2 separate regions of the Homo sapiens genome follow, and region 2 is linked to region 1. Evidence: chromatin contacts called from ENCODE Hi-C or POLR2A ChIA-PET data. All regions are on one chromosome and are shown on one strand. Each heading gives the region's core, a stretch centred on a gene start or an enhancer-like site at or near the end of the contact. The rest is flanking DNA. Distances are from core to core; before and after follow the strand shown. Region 1 overlaps TBCE (tubulin folding cofactor E). Region 2 overlaps ARID4B (AT-rich interaction domain 4B).

Region 1 (2,815 bases), core at 47-2,546:
CTAATGATTAAATGCAATGATACTCAAGTAGTAGGGTCATTTACAGAAAAATTCATGAGTTACATAGCTGTTCATAAACTAGGGGACGAAAATCCATTTGCAATTTGTTAATATTCTCAGAAAGAGATTAACCAATTAAAAAAATGCTTCCTTTGGGTAAGAGATATGTAAATATTTGGGGTTTTTTTTTTTTGGTTTGTGTGTCATTTGAGACAAGGTCTCACTATGTCACCTAGGCTGGAGTGCAGTGGTGCAATCATGTCTCACTGCAGCCTTGACCTTCTGGGTTCAGGTGATCTTCCCACCTCAGCTTCCCAAATAGTTGGGACTATAGGCACGCACCACTACACCCAGCTAATTTTTGCATTTATTTATTTATTTTTTTTGTAGAGACAGGGTTTTGCCATGTTGCCCAGGCTATTTGTATTTTAAATGGGAAAAAATAAAGCAAAGAACTCTAACCCTATGAAGCATGTAGTTCTTTAAATCCAAGTAAATCAGTAGGGTAAACAGTAAAAACTGTTCATGATAGTTACGTCTTTTTTTTCTTTTTTTTTTTTTTTTTTGAGACAGAGTCTCATTCTGTCACCCAGGCTGGAGTGCAGCGGCATGATCTCGGCTCACTGCAACGTCCACCTCCCAGGTTCAAGCGATTCTCTTGCCTCAGCCTCCCAAGCAGCTGGGACTACAGGTGCGTACCACCACACCCAGCTAATTGTTTGTATTTTTAGTAGAGACAGGGTTTCACCATGTTGGCCAGGCTAGTCTCAAATTCCTGGCCTTAAGTGATCCAACTGCCTCGGCCTCCAAAAGTGCTAAGATGACAAGCATAAGCCACCGCACCCAGCCCGTTTACGATACTTATATCTAAGTGGTGGCATTAATCATGATACTTTTTTGTTCAATCTGTAATTTCTAAATTCTCAACAATAAAGGTATCTTGTTTTATAAAGAACAGTCCATTTGTTCCTTTTTCTAAAACTCTTGATTTATTCTGAGTTTTTTTTAATGGGGGCCATGTATGCTAAAGAGTAGATGTACCAAGAAATGTATTTATTTTCCACATTGTCCCCATGTGCACTTTTATTAATAACAACAATAACAAAAGATAGTAAAGAAATTTACTTTGGACAGAACTATAGCTTAATTCTTTTAGAGACTGAAAGAAAATATATTGCAGGCCTCCAAGTGGCCACAAATTTATCCTCACAGTGGCCACCAGGGGTCCTTACCCAGATGCCTCGTCCAAGTCACTCACCACAGTAGGAAGCTGCAAGGCCTGGCCAGTTCTTGTGCAGCCATGACTGGTTTTGTGTAAATACTATCTTTCTCTCTCTTTGATTCAAGCAGTTCACTGGAATGACTAGAAAGCCTCCTTGTACAAAGTCACAATATACAGTTTCAGAGAAAAGAGAATGTTCTTGTGCAGCAGTTTTAAAGGGCATTATTTTAAGGCCGGGTGCTTAATCCCTGTAATCCCCAGTGCTTTGGGAAGCCAAGGATCACTTGAGCCCAAGAGTTCAAGACCAGCCTGGGCAACATAGCAAGATCCTGTCTGTATAAAAATAAAAATACAATACAATACAATACAATAAAATGCATTAGAGCCCATATCCCAAAATTGTGATTGAGCAGATCTGGGATGGGACCAAGGATGCCGCATGTTCCACAGCTCCCCAGGTGATGAAGATGTGCAGCCCGAGGTGAGAACTACTCCCTACTATTAACAGACGGCACCAGCACGCTCCACGGCATAGGGAACAATTCAGACTGCTGTTTCCATTCCCAACTTACCATCATCACCATGAAATAGAAAAGAACCCAAACGTCAGCCTTGGTTACTTAGTCAACACGAGATAATATGATGTGAATAGTAATAATGGGCCAATAAATATTTCAATTGCAAACTGGATAAATCTACCAATCCTGTGCTAACATAAGAATTTTAATTTCCCTAAATAATTCTTGGATTCCTCAGATTTTGATTCCGTTTCTGTGGAACCATAAACCAGTTTAGGAGCAAAGTCATGAGCATCCATATACAGTCATGGGTATTTCAATTCTGAACCTTAATAAAACCATAAAAGTCAGCTCTGCCGTTATAAACTCCACTTACCTTTGCTGTTTCATAATAGAGTCAAAACCGATAGTCTCCACAGGTTTATTTCCAATTGTAACAATTTGCTCTTTTCTATCTTCCTCTGGTCCATCTTCTAACACATAGCGGTTCTTAATTGCAGTAAGAAAGTCTGTTCCAAAATTTACCTTGTTCGGACGAATAAAGGATCCTCCTGTCGGGTGCCTGGTAAAGAAGAGCAAATGAAACACAGAAAATATTACCCACCAAGAAAGGCCATAAATACAATTTTCTGAAGGTCTTCAAAAATTTCTACATGCTAAAAAATCAAAATTAGCATAAAAGAGAATATCACATACTAAAATAATATATAATCAGTATGATTGACCATAAAGGGTTATGATCTTATGCAAGCATGTTAAATCCCTTTAAATAAACTAACAAGTAATATGAAACTGACAATTCACATTAGAAAAAACAGAAGTATTAAATCCATGGGGGTGGCCAGGCACGGTGGCTCATGACTGTAATCCCAGCACTTTGGGAGGCCAAGGCAGGAGGACCACCTGAGGTCAGGAGTTCAAGACCAGCCTGGCCAACATGGCGAAACCCCCATCTCTACTAAAAATACAAAAATTAGTCCAGCGTGGTGGTGCACACCTGTAGTCCCAGCTACTAGGGAGGCTAAGGCGGGAGAATTGTTTGAACTCGGGAAGTGGAGGTTGCAGTGAGCCAAGA
Region 2 (2,746 bases), core at 51-2,550, 140 kb after region 1:
CTCTCTCTGCCACCCAAACTGAAGTGCAGTGGCACGATCATGTCTTGTTGCACCTTTGGCCTCCTGAGCTCAAGTGATCTTCTCACCTCAGCCCCCTGAATGGTTGGGACCATAGGCGTGTGCCACTGAGCCCAGATAATTTTTTTATTTTTTATAGAGCCATGTCTTCCTTTGTTGCTCAGGGTTTTTCTTGGCAAAAGCATATTGCCAGAACATATCTTTTTTTTTTTTTTTTCGGAGATGGTGTTTTGCTCCATCACCTAGGCTTGATTGCAGTGCACAATCTCGACTCACTGCAATCTCCACCTCCCGGGTTCAAGCGATTCTCCTGCCTCAGCCTCCCGAGTAGCTGGGATTACAGGCACCCGCTACCACTCCCAGCTAATTTTTTGTATTTTTAGTAGAGATGAGGTTTCACCATGTTGGCCAGGCTGGTCTCAAACTCCTGACTTCAGGTGATCCCCCCTGCTTCGGCCTCCCAAAGTGCTGGGATTATAGGCATGAGCCACCGCGCCTGGCCAACATCTCTTTTTTAAGAGAAATAACTTGTAATTTCTTTCTTTCCTTTTTTAAAGAGACAGGGTCTTGCTGTGTCTCCCAGACTGGAGTGCAGTGGTGTGATCATAGCTCAATACAGCCTTGAACTTCTGGGCTCAAGCAATCCTACTGCCTCAGCCTCACAAGTAGCTAGGACTACAGATGTGCACCACCATGACAATTAGTATTCTTGCTTTATTTTTTCTTTTTATTTGATAAGAAGTTTATAACTTTGAAAAATATGAGTAGAAATGTAAGAGTCTGTTGAAGATGTAAACTATTGTTTTTTAAAAAGTGTAAATATATTTTTAATAAGATTGTAGGGCCAGACGCATCTGGTAAGGGCTTAAAAGCTGATTTTTAAAAATTGATAGCCAGAGGTTATATCTTACTAATGTTTGCTAATGCTACTAATTAGCGTTAGTTTGCTAATGCTACTAATGTTATAATAATGATCTGATGACCTCAAATAGCTTTTCAAAAAAAAAATCTTTTTTTTTTTTTTTTTGCTTCGTATGTTCACATTTCATTATTTCTTACTGGTCAAGATTTTTTTTCTTTTTTTGAAAGTCTCTGTCTGTCACCTAGGCTGGAGTGCAATGGTGTGATCACAGCTTGCTGCAGCCTCTACTCCCCAGGCTCAAGTGATCCTTCTGCCTCAGCCCCCTCACTAGCTAGGAGCCACAGGTGTGTGCTACCACGCCTGGCTAAGTTTTTGATATTTTGTAGAGATGAGGTTTTGCCGTGTTGTCCCGGCTGGTCTTGAACTCCTGGGCTCAAGCAGTCCTCCCACCTTGGCCTTCCAGCGTGTTGGGATTACAGGCGTGAGCCACTGTGCCCAGCCCAGGATTTTTGTATATTTTGACAGTTTAGCTTAAAAATGTAAACTGGAATTGGTTTAATATTTGTCTAGATGTGATCTAAGTTCTGAATATCCCAGGGCATTGTGGGTGCTCAATTAATGTTTGTGGAATTGTAACTGTATTTGATATTATTTCTATTTTGATAATAGGCATCTGATGGGTTTAATTAAAGCTATTTTGGTTATGGGTAATAGAACCCATTTCAGGTGATGAAAAGCAGAAAAGAGAATCTATTATAAGGGTACAGAGCATCTCATGGTACCCAAAGAGGGGAACTCCAGTTTGGCTTGAGGAGGCAGTTGGAAAGCTAGCAGGAACTAAGGCTAGCTATTCTCTCAGTCACTCAGAGAACCCACAGTTTCTTATGTGCACTTTTTCCCCCTCTGCATCTGTTTTATTTCTTACTTCCTCTCAGCAGACTGGTTTTCTCTACTTCTCCCTGTGCATGCCAGAAAATGGCTACCATAGGCTGCATCACATCCTTTCTCTACCGGCTAATTGGTTAACCTAGCTTTAACTTCATAGCAGAGTAAAACCGATCGGCCCAGTTTGGATCAGGTGGCTAGCAGTCTAATGAATTACTTGTTGGCAAAGCATATTGCCAGAACATATCTCTTTGTTAAGAGAAATAACTTGTAATTGATACTTGTCATGTTAGTGACTTAGTCTTTGTAAAGCTGTGTGGGCTTCTTTGTCGTAAAAATTTGGTCATCTGTAAGATAGTTTGTCCTTATTTTACTTATTAAAATATGATTTGTTGGGTCCCTCATATGTGCATAGTCATTGAATAGGCAGAGCGGTCTGCGCGCGTGCACACACACACACACACACACACACACACAAAATTAGGCCTAGTGTTGGATTTTCCTACTCTTACCATTGTGCCTGTTTTTAGTATGCATTTGATTTAGCACATGATAATCATAATTCAAAGATAAGTCTGCAGCAGACTTAACATTTATATATAGAGTGTTTTTAAGGCAGAAGGTATTATTTACCCTCTTTTTAGAAGTGGAGAAACTGAGAATCAGGGAGTAAAAATCAGTCAACTAATAGGTTGCAGATCGTAGCCATAGCTGAGTTGAGATATTCTTTACACAAATTATGGCCTTATTCTTCTATATCCTTTTACCTCTATGTGAGTGTATATCAAACTGGACTTCTCCGAAATTCTCTTTGGCCTAGTTTGCAAGTTCTCTGTGTAGAATAAAAAATTACATTTTTAATTGATTATTTTTATCAAGTAATACATGCAAATGACACTAAATTCAAAAGGTATATACTTTATTATTGTTTTATCTTGAGTTTCTTCCATTTCATTTCATACAGAGAGCTAAAAAGATTTA

Evidence for each region. A loop is a pair of places that touch in the nucleus more often than their neighbours do. ChIA-PET counts read pairs that join two places held with the same protein, here RNA polymerase II (POLR2A). Pooled maps may share reads with other maps.
Region 2: a pooled map shows a loop between it and region 1 (2.5-fold over the local background). The contact joins two enhancer-like sites. A Hi-C loop is called at or near these places in 2 of 168 maps with a recorded cell type or tissue (Panc1 and gastrocnemius medialis) and 2 of 50 pooled maps. POLR2A ChIA-PET finds 5 or more read pairs at or near these places in 6 of 52 experiments (B cell, BJ, GM12878 and 3 more).

Annotation. Positions count from the first base shown.
Region 1 is chr1:235,413,920-235,416,734 of GRCh38, reverse strand. TBCE (tubulin folding cofactor E) reads right to left here. Exons shown (of 17, transcript NM_003193.5): 4 at 2,117-2,302. Among named protein-coding and RNA genes, the nearest start is that of TBCE, 48 kb to the right of the region's middle. Within about 2 kb of position 1,296, at least 3 of the 41 ENCODE cell types and tissues checked have a DNase peak (open chromatin) inside an H3K27ac peak, as active enhancers do.
Region 2 is chr1:235,274,490-235,277,235 of GRCh38, reverse strand. The region is part of intron 2 of ARID4B (AT-rich interaction domain 4B); the gene reads left to right. Among named protein-coding and RNA genes, the nearest start is that of ARID4B, 52 kb to the left of the region's middle. Within about 2 kb of position 1,300, at least 7 of the 41 ENCODE cell types and tissues checked have a DNase peak (open chromatin) inside an H3K27ac peak, as active enhancers do.